Regions from separate parts of the Mus musculus genome. Here region 1 is linked to region 2. A link is a contact called in ENCODE Hi-C data. All regions are on one chromosome and are shown on one strand. Each heading gives the region's core, a stretch centred on a gene start or an enhancer-like site at or near the end of the contact. The rest is flanking DNA. Distances are from core to core; before and after follow the strand shown.

Region 1 (6,810 bases), core at 47-2,546, 260 kb after region 2:
TGATATTCCTATACAATGACCACAGAATCCATAAATACCTGCGTTTCATCATGAGGTACACTCAGAAAGATGCTTCACCATTTTCAACAAGCTGTGACACCATATCTTATCAATGTGTGTCTGCTCTATTTAGAGACACGGCATTGGTGGCATTCCTATACAGTGACCACAGAACTAAGCTGGGCGTGCTCACGACAGACGGACAGAGCAGGGAATGCGTATGTGGGGTCTGTTGGCTCAACTGCTGGCCTCAGGCCTCAGTTTTGCAACGATGGCATGCCAGACCTGCAGGGTATTACCATCACACTGTGTCGAGAAAAGACACACGGCGCTTGTATATGGGCGCGTCTCTGAAATCCAGGTAACATTTTGTTGATTTTAGCTCCTTAGGAAACAAGCTTTGTTCTTCCATGTCCAAAACTCTTCCTTAGACAATTTACTCATAAATTACGCCCAAACTGGATCGCTCGGACAGACAGCTCAACCTTAATTATTTGGATCGGAGATGCCACCCCCAAACAATGTTATCTCAGTGGGCCCACATTTCAAGCTCTTCTTTATAGACTTAGAATAAGATGCTCAGCCTCTGCAGTGCACCTATGTCTGTCTGTGCTTTGTCTCCCCCACCCCTGCCCCGCCCTGCAGAGCAGCTCCTAGAGGGTTGCTCACCTAACACAGAGACAAGCGAACACTGTTCAGAACCAGGAGCTTAATTATCTGCCAAGGGCTGCTGTCCCCTAAAGACACTCAGGAGAAACATGACCTGCCCGCTGCCTCTCAGGCTCCAGGTCTTGGGGGAATATTAAATCCCTGCCTTCAGCAACAGTGTCAGGTAACACAGGGCTCTAAGACACCACCTTCAGGGTTCTTGGTACTGGTTTGCTATCAACCCAGGTGGCCTGTCTTTCTACCCCAGCACACTTGGAGCCACGAATACGCCAGTCAGTCCTACCTGTGGTCAGGGCTTCAGCAGTCGCCATGTGCATGATGGTGTTGTCGCTCACTGGCCACCTCCCAGGTGAGAGCACAAGGCTGTCCAGCCCCCCTGTCTTTTGCAGCTCCTCCTGGATTGAGCCTAAAACGCTGTTCTCCCTGCAGATGTTTCCATAGCCGAGGGCATCTCCAACACTCCCCAACAGCATTGCAGCCTTGAACTTCTCCATCTTGGAAGGTGACCCCTCTTACCCTGCGGTTGCCTTTGTCCTCTCCTGGCCACCCTTAGCCAGCCCCGCTGACATTTATACTGGTCATTGTATCACCATCCAGCACTCTCCAAATGACCAGGCGTTCCTTCCCTGCCTTGGCAGGTGGCACCAATGAGATAAAGGCTCAGAGCTCACCACGTGGGAGCTGTTTGGGACACGCTGGCTCTCCAGCAAAGGAGTCTGCTGGCACCAGTGTACACCCAGCCAGCTCAGCCCAGCTCAGAGCCCGTGAGCTGTGCTACTCTGTCAGCACCTTGGTGAGTTGTGCCCCCTGCTGGCAGAGCGACATACCACAATGAGAACATACTGCTCCATCCCGGTTCCTTGACCATCTGCTCTGCCCTACCTTCAGACAGACACACTCCTTTTGCCCCTTCTTGTCTGCCCTCTTTCACTCAGCATAAAACTGAGGCCCACCCATTGTAGTTTTATGCTTTTAGAAAACTTTTCTGGCTGGGCAGTGGTGATACACGCCTCTAGTTTCAGCATTCAGCATTCAGGAGGCAGGGGCAGGTGGATCCCTGAGTTTGAGGCCAACCAGGTCTACAGAGTGAGTTCCAGGACAGCCAGGGCTACACAGAGGAACCCTGCCTCAAAAACAAAACAAAAAAAACAAAACAAAAAAAAAACCAACAACAAAAAACAAACAAAACCCATCCCTTATTATAAAATTGAGGGCTGTGGGCTGCAGTAGACCCGACAGAGCAATGTTACCTAATGTATACAAGGCCCTTGGTCTGATCCTCAGTTCCATTAAAACCATGACATGAGAGAAAACCTTACAAGAACGAGAACTCCCAGCTCCTGTGAAAAAGTGTTCTCTCACAACTTAGTGTCCAGTAAGGGGCTCCAGTGCTAACCTTTAGTGATGCGTGTCTATACAAACAAACTTCACTTGTTGTAAACATCACTGCCTGCTCATGGAATTATTAAATAATGAGGATGGATAGGTGCACTTTATAAAGCCAGGCTTCTTGGTTTGAAATGACCTAGGTCAACCACCTCCCTATACCCTGTCTCAAGCACAAACCTTGCAGCCTCAGACATTGCTGGCCCTCTTGTGACGTAAATCTGTCACCCAGAATTGGCAGTGCATCACTTGGACTTAGAATACAATTGGAAAGAACTTTAGTGTGTAACAAGACGCCCTTCCTGCTGGCCCAACTCTCAGTCTGAAGCAGTCCCACAAATCCAGAAGGTACATAGCTCCCATCCAGACAGACAAACAGCAGAAGCCAGCAGGAGCCAGCTCCCACTTACGGTGTACCAACTTATGGACAAGTGTGACCTGGCTCAAGGAGTGAGGTCCAAGGACTCTTGGGAGAGGCTTTGTTGTGGATGTTTGGAAACCACTTCTACACTATTCGGTCAAAATCACACACAAGATAAGGCTGCCTCACTAGTCTGTCTACCTGACATTCACAGAGCCCCTTCTGTTACAGGATGCTAGGCACAGCAAAAGAAGCTGGGAAGTTGACTTCTGCGCCCACAGAGCATCAAGTATGAACTGCACTGAACATTTAAACTACCACAACTCAGCACCTACGTCACTTAGACAAGGAGTATGCTGTCTCCTCTGGGAAGTGGAACAGATTACATGCATCTCCTAAACCTGTGGTGTTGGGTAAATATGTTCTAGATATAATCTTAGCTGTAGTAGCATATTCTGATAGACGGCCCCCACATTCCAGCATATTGGGCAGAGAAAGCGACCTGGAGGGATGGAGCTGTCTGTCTGTCTCCAACATGCTACTTACCTGGTGAGGATGCAATGTGGCAAGGGCTTGCTTGCTGTCACTACAGAGGCTCTTTCTGTTGCTCCAAGACAAAGCCCAGGACCTTGATGTGCACAGGTAGGTATTTGTGCAACCAAGAATAAAGGACATCACAACACCAGGGAAAATATTTTATTTACTATGTCTGAAGTTTTCAGCATTTCTGTAACATGCACAATTCAAGTGTAAATAAGAGAACAGAAAGCACAATTGTTTAAAAAGCCTTTATCAATTACTGGTATGTCACAGCCTATTGACAATCCCATAGAACTTAACTTATTTATGCTTGTTTGCCTATTTGTTTTACTGTGTGAGTACATGTGTGTGGGGAGTACATGCATTTCATGGCACATGTGTGGAGGTCAGAGGACAACTGGAGAAGTCACTTCTCCCCTCCACCACGTGGCTCGCAGGGACTGAACTCAGGCTGGGCAGCACATGCCTTCACCTGCTCAATCATATCACTGCTCCTTTCCCTGAAGAATGTTAAATCTTAGAAATAAGAATGTATTGCAGACCTTCAAGATTTAGTTCTTTGTATCTATAAACTTCTCTGAACAGAAGTTAACTACAAGTCAGGAACCCACAAAGCCTGGAAGGAAGTTGTTTTCCAGGTTTTCACTAAGTCAGTTTGGTTACGTACGCTCTCAAAGATGTCCCGGTTGTCCCTTGACAGACCTGCGCTGACAGGCCACTAGTGATGTCATCTCACGCACCGAGGGGCTGGCTTTGTGGAGACTGGTTTCCAGTTCTGACCCTCCACCTCCTGTGAGATTCCCGTTCATTAGCAATGTCCACCTCGTAGGGCACGCATGCCTCAGAGCTGCTTCCTACCCCAGGAGCAGGCCCCAGTACCAGGAGCTGCCCTACAGCACATATGGGGCATGCTTTCTGTGTTTAGGCATTGACGAGTCCCCTGTCCTGAAGTGGGCCCAGCATATCTGCCCCACGGCCCTGTAGGCTGGGCAGCAAGGCACGCGTGTGACACCAAGTCTTGGCAAGTGTGAGGTAGGGTCAGCACAGTGATGTTCGAAGCTTGACACCAGATGAGCAGGTAGGATCCAGGCCCTCTATGCCTGTGTGCATGAGTGCACGCTGACCAGAAAAACACTGGAAAAGCAGATGGTGACACGGCACGGTGACACGGCACAGACCCAGGCGCAGACAGGTGAGACAGGGCTTTGGGTGTGGATTCCTTCTGGATGACGTATGTTTGCTTCCAAATGTATATGGCTTTCGAAGGGCTGGACACTGGGCACTGAAAACATCATAGACAGGTGACGGGAACTGGTGCATCTGATTTGTAAATCTAATTCATCACTCAAAAAGAAGTGTTTCTCATGGAAAACGTCCTTTTAAATATAAAATATATTAAAAAAATAAGAAACTTCTCAGGAGGCAGCATCCAGGCCTATAGTGATAACCTCATTAGAAGTGAACTGGCCGACCAGCTTGTCAACAGTTGGATATGAACCTGCTGGACCTATCCTGTGCCAGCCACCCTGTGCAAACTGCAACAGTCTCTTCTAGAGAAAATGAAAGCAAAGCATCTAGTAAATCTAGAGATTTGATAATTCAAAACTATCCATCTTGAATACCAAGATTAAAAGCAGTGGGCTCTCGGGCAAGGCCACCTTCCTGAGGCGTGTGTTTAACAGCTTGGACTTGTGTAAAAGATACGTCATTCTGAGGACACAGGTGCTGCTTTGAAGCATAACTGTAACATGATTCCAGTTTGGAAACGGCTGGTGCTCACCGTAACGTCAGGAGCTGGACAGCAAGCTCTCAGCCCTGCGAACAGGGTCTACGTTGCTTTCTCTAAAGACAAGTCATGCAGGCGGCTTCTAAAGCACTAGGTCTGCCCATGTCCCCGATGTCCCGAGGCGCTTCTGTGTGTCTGCACGTCAGCCACTGCAGCCTTTAAGCAGAGTAAGGGTTTGCTTCATGAGTGGACGAGGAAGACTCTGAGGTCAGCGACAAATGCACACAGCAACCCACGCAGCTGTCTCCTCCAAGACACGCCCATCCTACCCGCCATCCGGCTTTTCCATCTAGAAAGGGCTGCGTCTCCCGCCTGTGACCACTGGCCGTGCGTATTCTACAAAGTCATCTATAAGGACAGGCCATGCTCCTAAAGGGAAACAAACAGATTTTTAAAATAAGTCTCATGCCAGTATTTTTATATTAAAAATATTCTTTCCCCATTCTAACATCTAAAGAAACAAAGGAATCTGAAGCTTATGCAACTTGTGTCTGATCACATGACTCGCTGAGTCACTTCTGTTCCAGGAAATAGGGTGAGTGAGTGGTGGGCTTGATGTCCTCGAGACCACATTCACTGATCATGCCTACATGGTGGCTTCTCAGGCCTCAGCCGATTCATAGGCAGTCAGTCAGACTCTGTAGACTGGGAAGGAAGCAATGCCCGGGAGCACTAATCCCTAGTCATGGGCACTCTTCCTCTGACTCCTTACCAGAGACCCCAAGTATATCCAGTGCAGAACACCACAGCTCACGGGCTCCTCCGCTGCACCGGCACGTGCTGCCTCTCATGCTAGCTGGCTTCTGGCAGACAGTCATGGCTCCTGAAAACCAGGCTGTCTATATTCAACTATCTCTTCATTTCCACATGCTCTCGTTAGGCACTGGCTATGAGCTGGACATTGAGCGGGGAGGTCACAGAGATGAGGGACAGGATGTGAGACAGATGCTGTCAGTGACAGGTGCTGTCCACAGGCATGAGGGATGAGGGCGTCCTGGACAAAATCCTGGAGCTACACCTAGAGGGGAGAGCAGCCACCTGGACCAGACACCTCTCTTGGGGAGCAGTGCTACTGTGGGAGGATGTCTCTGATGTGAGGTTCTCTGGCATCAGGGAAAACATGTCTAGACTTATGACAGCATGTGCAAGTCATGCTACCCAGGTTTGATGTGGCTACAGGGGCTGACAAGGCAGTAAGCCAGTACACTGCTCTTAACTCCTGTGGGTGGGCAGCCCTTCTGGGTCAGTGTCTGCTCCGCACTCTGGGGCTAGTCAAGTAGCATCCGTAGGGTGTGTGAGCATCTCTGGTAACCCTGTGAAATCCTACAACTTCTAGTACCTTCTTCATCGTAGTTAGACAAATCATCTGCAATCATGTTTCCAAAATCTAGGAGAAGGTTCCAAGTATCCCTTGGAATTGATCTTTTGTGATGCTCCTAATACATAAGAGAAAAACATCCACCAGGTTAAGGTTCAGATCTCAGCTCTCAGATATCACAGTGGGCAGGGCACACTGCGTCAGGAAGCGGTTCTCCTGAACGTAGGGAGGAGCGCAAACGCAAAACCATCACAAGGAAAGGCAACGGACGTCCATCAACGGTACGTGCTAGGTGCCATCTGTCCAAATGAGGAAGACTGAAGGATCTAGAAACATTTTACACTGACAACTGTACATTCCTGCTTTGGTCACACAGAAGGCCAGTCTCTAAATGTCTTCACCCTCCCCCCACATCCTCAAAACTGTTAGGAGGAAAGGACGCGGGACAATATGGAGTTCTAGTTCTCCTTGTCTTATTTCCTCAGCTATACTTCCACAAGTCAAGTGTTTCTTGAGTGGGATAGTTGTTTAAAAATAATCTCTGTTTCTTAATATTCTACTTGTATCAAAAACATAGACTAATACAGCACCCTTACCACAGAGAGGCAAGTTCTGGGGTGAAGCTGGGCCCCCAGGGCTCCCTCTCAGCTGGTTCTCCCCTGATGGCCTGCAGAGTACTCGTCAACTCAAACTTAGTACTGTCACACCAGCCTCTACATGCCAATGCACACGTGTAATTGTGCAATGAAC
Region 2 (6,888 bases), core at 508-3,007:
AGAGTAATGGCTAGGGAAGAATGCTCAGCCCCCCCCAAGTCCTGAAGGGGTGACTGTGACTCTCTAAGAGTCGAGAATTGGTAGCTCCGAGAATAACTGGCCCCCAGGTCTATGGGAAGATACTCAACCCCATGTCTCATGGCATCTCTTTCTAGACAGCCCACTTCTTAGACCTAGTCAAGGACAGAACCACTCTCTGCAATTGATCACCTAGCTAGAGGTCAAGTCCTGATCCCCAAACTAGATATGGGAGACACATTCATAGCTCTTGCTACTGAGCCCCATGGATGCTGGAGTGACACTCTGCCCCTCCCCTCTTATGATCAGATGACGTCAATGTGCCTGGCCCTTCCCCACCTTCAGCAAGTAAGCCACACTAACAACAGTTTCCCTTACTTCTGAACGTGATGGGAAAATAAGGTTGAGGCCATCTATGATAGTGTGTGGTCTCTTTTATAAAACTATTTCATCGTATTATGTTAATAGGTGTTAAAATGGGTTTACAGAAACTGTCCTGGCACCAGTAAGCTCACAGACCAATCTTAGATAAATTCTAGAATTATCGGAGAATTTGGCTTTTAGAAGGTATCTGATACCTTTTCCACTTTACTGATCTCATGGCAAGAGAGCTCTGTAGAAGCACTCTGGGCTCCTCACCTTCTCTGTTATGATTGGAAATGTATCACACACACACACACACACACACACACACACACACGTACTAAGGTTAAGGATAGAGGCTTCCTTGAGTTACCCAATCCGTCTTTGGCTTACTGGCTATGAGCCAAGGTTGCTTGGCAGCATGTGGATACATTTATTAGAAGAACCAAGAGAAAATGGAGCAGCTCTGTGAGAACTCTGTTTTCCAGCTCAAACTGAGAGTCTAATGCTTTTGTATCTGGCCGTCGTACTTCAGTGGGGACCTAACATCTAGACTGCTTCTCAGCACTGGGAATGGCTCCTTGCTGGGAAACTCGGTTCCCAGCAACCCTGACTTCCGCCCAGAAGTCACCAGAGCATTTTCTCTATTGTAACAACCAGGTTGTCTCTAGACATCCCCAGTAGAGAGCCCCCGCTTTACACTGACTCAGTGTTGAATAATAGATGTCAGGGTATCAAATAACATCTGCACCGAGCCTTTGGAAGTTTATTCTGTAGTATCTGCCTGACAGCTTACAAAGCAAAGTCTTTATTTTCATCTAAAACTCATGGTAGAATGGCCTCAGAAAGGACAAGAGAAAGGTGAGGGCCAGCTACAGATGAAGAGCTTGGCTGGCTGCTGCGACCACACAAAGTAGGACCCTTTCGGAACTGTCAATCTAATGAGAGGGGAGTCTGTCTGGCTCTGCTGCTAAATTGATTCTCACCAGTGCCTAAAATGATGTTAGTGGCGTTCTCATCAGGAACCAGCATAAACTGGTTTCTTAGGAAGCAAAACTCTATTCCCTCAGCATACTGAGCTCCTTGCCAGAGAAAGTACTGCCACCCGTGGCTCATGTCCAGTGGCCTCACTGAGTCCCCACCATCTCCCAGTGAGATCTGTCAGAATGTGCCCATCGTATAGATGAGGAAACCAAGGAACAATTTGAATAAGAGGCTTGCATGGGGCCTGTCGACCAGAGGGCGGAGCTGGCCCCATTCAAGTCAGAAGCCAGAGCCACTGTGACGTCCGGGGCAGGGTGCCTGATGCTGCTCCCCTCTCTCACAGGTCATGATGCTAAGCTCAGTGCCAGAACTACACGGCTACATTGATAAGTCGCAGCTGACCGAGGACCTCGGGGGGACCCTGGACTACTGCCACTCCAGGTGGCTGTGCCACCGCACAGTGAGTGGGCCTGGGTGCTCTGCAGCCCTGTTCTCATTACTTCATAGGCCGGCAGAATAGTTTTCACATGACAACACTGCCTTTTAAAAACACGCTCACATGAAGTTCCTTCCCCAAGAATGAGGAGATGGTCTCTGTAGACCTTAGTCACTGTAAAGAGAGACCATGAGTAATGACCCTGGGTGCGGCTCTCTCTGAGCTTAGAGGGAAAAAAAACCCTGCCAAGCTCTGTGTTGTGGTCTGGACACTCACAAGTCTCCTATCAAGGAGCTGGAGGTGGACACCCTGAGTACAGAATGACCCCGGGCGACAGGGATATTTGCAAAGCCTGCCTTGTACATTTCTGAAGGAGCGTTAAGTTGAGACACTCACCAGAAGGTATTTGCTGGCACCCGTGTGTCTACAGGGCTTGGGGGCCACCCTCTCCTTTCCAAGAACAGTCATGGTGTCAGCTTTCAGAGCTGCAGGCTGCCACGGCCCTGTGCAGGATTCTGTGACCGTGTTCTCCCTCCTCCCCAGGCAATTGAAAGCTTCGCCCTGATGGTGAAGCAGACAGCCCAGATGCTGCAGGCCTTTGGGACCGAGCTGGCTGAAACAGAGCTGCCGAATGACGTCCAGTCAACCAGCCTGGTGCTCAGCGCACACACAGAGAAGAAGGCCAAAGTGAAGGTGAGTGTGGCTTGTGGGGCTGGGGTTCAGAGCAGGGCAATTTGATCCTAGACACAAGATGTCAGATGAGTTGCCACGCGGAAGGGCCAGAAGTAAATGTGTCTCTGGGGCTCTTGATAGGACACTGAGAACTGGCCATAGCCCTGTCAAAGCCCCATAGACAAGCCCTGTTAGAATGTGTGTGCGTGGATGGACAGCACCCTTGAGCCCAGAAAACCTGGGGGGCTTCAGAGTCTGTCCAAAGCCAAGACCAGAGCACTTCTCTGGTGGGTGTGCCCTGTAGGGGGCCGGGCAGCTCCAGTGTAACCAGGCAGGGCGTCTGCCAGTTCCTCTCACGGGTGACTGATGGAGTTGTGGTTGAATTTGCTGCATAAAATACCATTGTGCTACAAGCTCCCATGGCTTTCTGGGGTCAAGACATCCTGCATCACTGATGGCTTTGACATGGCAGGGTCTGGGTGGCTGTAAGCTGTCGTGTCCTGAAGATAATTCCCCATCTCTGCAAGGCATGTCTCTCACACCTTCGAAATGGCTTTTGCCTGTAAAAGGCCAGCTATAGGAGATGCGCAAAAGTCGGGTTTCCAAAAGTTGCTTTTGACCTCATCCCCGTGCCCCGAGTGACCCGAACCCTAGCTTTGCCACAGCAAGCAGCAGTGGTGCCATCCTTGCTAGTGTATGTTTTTGTTTTTAAATTAATTCTTTGAGGATCATATATAAGTATACAGTGTCCTCGACAGTTTTAAGTGCTCTGTGTGATCACCCACAGTGCACAGTGTTCCCACCCCATGCTAGCCCCACCTACTCACTGTCGAGACCTGAGCCCAGCCAGCTGGCTGCAGTGCAAACCCTGTGTTCTCTCTCTCTCTCTCTCTCTCTCTCTCTCTCTCTCTCTCTCTCTCTCTCTCTCTCTCTCTCTCTCTCTCTCTCTCTCTCCCTCTCTCCCTCTCTCTCTCTCCAACCCCCACCCCCGCAGGAAGATCTGCAGTTAGCACTGAAGGAGGGGAACAGCATCCTGGAGAGCCTCAGAGAGCCACTGGCTGAGAGCGCGGCCCACAGTGTGAACCAGGACCAGCTGGACAATCAGGCCACCGTGCAGAGGTAAGGCCCACACCTGCCTGCCCTCCCGTGCTCTGGCCAAGGTGCAAGACTTCCACAGATACATAGCCACTGTGAAAACACTCGACTACCAGCCAAAACGATTGCAACAGATCCCAAGTAGGTAGCCCTCTGGCCAGCCTCCCATGCTAAAGAAGGGGAGGGGGGAGTTCAAGAACAGACAGTTTCACAGTTGGGAAAGTGTTCAGCAGCAACAATAGCAGAGCACCTTAGATTCGAATGCCTCCCACATCCCCAGTGCACCGTAGGAGAGTAGCTCAGGGTGCCTGTGTTCTAGCCTTGTGTCTTCAGGCATATGTTTTACTATCACAGTAAAGCTACTGCCTGTCTTTCTCACTGGTTCTCCAAGTTTATAACACAACACAGGACAGGGTGCCATCTGTCAATGTCCACTAGTGCTCCCTGTTGCTTTGACACATTGAGAGCCCTATCTGCCTCCTTATCACACTGTAGACTCGAGGGATGCTGTTCTCACCTACAGGACAGGCTCAGGGTACCTGGATGCATCAAATTTTATCCAGAAACCCAGTGGTAGGCAGCCAGGCTCTTGGCCTCTGGCTTTCACCTGGTGCTCGCCCCCACAGGCTGTGGCTGTATGCAGAGCAGGCATGTTGTATTGGGAGTATAGGAAAGGCACATAGTAGGTTACCAAGGCTCCCTAGCAGGAGATCTAGCCACCATCACCCTGGAAAAATTATCAAGTCCTCCAAGACTAGGTAAAGGGTGAGAACAAGGTGGTACTGGTTGGTTCTGTTTAAAGTCCTTTAGCAAGAAGTAATCCTAAGGGCGAGGGTGGCGAGCACCAGCGCTACACCTCTGCAGCCAACTGCTCTTCACCCTGGCCAGGGGTTGTCCTCAGTAAGCCCAATGGCCCTTCAAAAGTGAATAAATGTGGGACTAGGGAGATGGCGCAGTTGATGGTGCTTGCCATGCAAGAACAAAAATGTGGCTTGGGATCACCAGTAGAAAGCTTGGGTGTAGTGGCTCATATTTGTAATTTCAGTACTGTGCAGGTAGACACAGGCAGATTCCTGGTACATACCAGTCAGACATTCTAGTGGAGGTGGCAAGATCTAGGCTCCATGAGAGACCCTGTCTCAAATAACAATATGGAAAGCAACTGAAGAAGGCTTCTGGTGTGTTCTCTCTCTCTCTCTCACATACACACACACACACACACACACACACACACACACACACACACAAATAGGGCTCTGCCCTGCCGCATCCGTGTGACACAGGCATGGGTGCTGGAGAGAAGTTTGAGCCTCAGGTCTTGTCTGATGTACATCTCCCCAGTGTCTCTCAGAACCCTGAGAACTGTAGGAGTTGGCACATGAGGCTGGGGAGTCACTGGAAGGCTTATCAGGGAGACCTCTGTGCACTGTGGGAGGCACAGTCTTCCTCACTCCTGCCACCCCTCCCTCTCTTTTTCAGGCTCCTGGCCCAGCTGAATGAGACGGAGGCTGCCTTTGACGAATTCTGGGCAAAGCATCAGCAGAAGCTGGAACAGTGCCTGCAGCTGCGGCATTTTGAGCAAGGTTTCCGGGAGGTGAGTGGCTGACCTGCGGGCTGTGGGACGCTGCCTGCCTTTCAGGAAGTGGGAGGAGGTTCCTCTGCTGTCTTTCTAACTCAGCGGTCCTCAACCCATGGGTCGCAACCCCCTCGGGGTCACCCAGGACCAACCTGCATATCAGGATATTTATTTATATAAAATGCACAACAGTCAGAAAATCACAGTTATGAAGTAGCAATAAAAATAATCTTATGATTGGGGGTCACCACAACATGAGGGTCGCATCATTAGGAAAGTTGAGAACCACTGGTCTAACTTATATGGCAACTGAAGAAGGCTTTCCAGAACAGGTGACATCTCAAATCTCTTTGTCATTCATGTGTGGAAGGGATCCCGTTGTTTCTACCTCCACATCCCATACTGAGATTTTAGGCACTCACAGCTATGCCCAGCTTTTTATGTTGGTGCTGGGGGGTTTGCCTCAGGAGACCAACTCTTGCCTGTCGAGCCACCTCAGTCACGATAGCATTTTAAATCAAACCTTCTACTCAGAGGTAATTCTGATTCACTTGTAGCCATACAGAACGATGCAGAGAGATCCTGACTCCCTTTGCCATTTCCCCGAACAGTAGCAAGCCATAGCTCTCTGCTGCAGCCTAGACTTGGGCCCCTGAATGAGGCACAGATGTTCCAAGCCAGTCTTCCTCTGTTGCAGGTCAAAACCACCTTGGATTCCATGTCCCAGAAGATAGCTGCTTTCACGGATGTTGGCAACAGCCTGGCCCACGTGCAGCACCTTCTGAAGGACTTGACCGCCTTTGAGGAGAAGTCCAGTGTGAGAGACGGGCACGGGCGGAAGGGCAAAGGTCACAGCTTCACCTGACTGTGCACCGGGCACGGGACTGAGCTTCACCCCTTGAGCATACGCTCCTGTGGCACCTAAGGGTAACACAGGCAGTGTGCAGGGACCCCTAAGTGCCTTCCGCCATCTCAGGCACACACCCGGTCCTCCACAGCCCACTCTACAGCTCTGTCATTATCCCTTAACTTTCAAACCTGGACTTACCAGGTTGCCTGGGCAACCCAACACCTTCCTGACTTCTGGCCTCAGAAAGTCCTGAGGATTCAGTGGCTTCAGGCCACTCCACAGACTCCATGCCCATCACCCACCTTCAGGACAGAACCCAATAGGAGTAGGTTTACCATTTGTCTCTCCGCTCGGGACTAAGCAGACTATGTTGATGTGTCCTGCAGGTGGCTGTGGACAAGGCCCGCGCCCTGTCACTGGAAGGTCAGCAGCTGATTGAGAACAGGCACTACGCTGTGGACTCCATCCACCCCAAGTGTGAAGAGCTCCAGCACCTCTGTGACCACTTCGCCTCTGAGGTCACCAGGAGGCGGGGCCTGCTCAGCAAGTCCTTGGAGCTGCATAGCCTCCTGGAGACGGTAGGGCACCCAGCTGGATTTAACTGGACAACCAGAGCACCCCTTGCCCCACATCCTCCGTCTTGTCTGCTCAGAGCCTTGGTCCCTGTGTACTTAGTGTCCCATTAATGATTTCTTGGGCTCTCTGTTAGTCCTGCTTTATTCTGACCCCCTCTCCTATGCCACGTCCCTCCAGGCACGCTTTGCCGTAGTGGCAGGGCACTTCATCTCCTGCAGGTGCATCAGACAGGAGGCAGGTGTGGGGTGTGGGGAGCGCAGGCTCCAGCAGGCAGCCACACAGGGGAAGGATGGGGCGGGGCGGCAGGTGCCGAGGCTG

Evidence for each region. Hi-C counts contacts between places; a loop is a spot of excess contacts on that map.
Region 1: a map of gastrocnemius shows a loop between it and region 2 (2.3-fold over the local background). The contact joins the promoter of Adprhl1 here to the enhancer-like site in region 2. A Hi-C loop is called at or near these places in 4 of 37 maps with a recorded cell type or tissue (T-helper 1 cell, gastrocnemius, regulatory T cell and 1 more).

The regions. Positions count from the first base shown.
Region 1 is chr8:13,252,866-13,259,675 of GRCm38, forward strand. Adprhl1 (ADP-ribosylhydrolase like 1) reads right to left here and starts at 1,297. Exons shown (of 7, transcript NM_172750.4): 1 at 953-1,297. The coding sequence starts at 1,163. It overlaps Dcun1d2 (DCN1, defective in cullin neddylation 1, domain containing 2 (S. cerevisiae)), which reads right to left. Exons shown (of 7, transcript NM_001024504.2): 6 at 6,082-6,178; 7 at 3,098-5,111. The coding sequence ends at 5,032.
Region 2 is chr8:12,994,902-13,001,789 of GRCm38, forward strand. It overlaps Mcf2l (mcf.2 transforming sequence-like), which reads left to right. Exons shown (of 31, transcript NM_178076.4): 6 at 1,709-1,825; 7 at 2,345-2,494; 8 at 3,468-3,592; 9 at 5,048-5,162; 10 at 5,842-5,961; 11 at 6,381-6,572. Among named protein-coding and RNA genes, the nearest start is that of F7, 28 kb to the right of the region's middle. Within about 2 kb of position 1,758, at least 1 of the 3 ENCODE cell types and tissues checked has a DNase peak (open chromatin) inside an H3K27ac peak, as active enhancers do.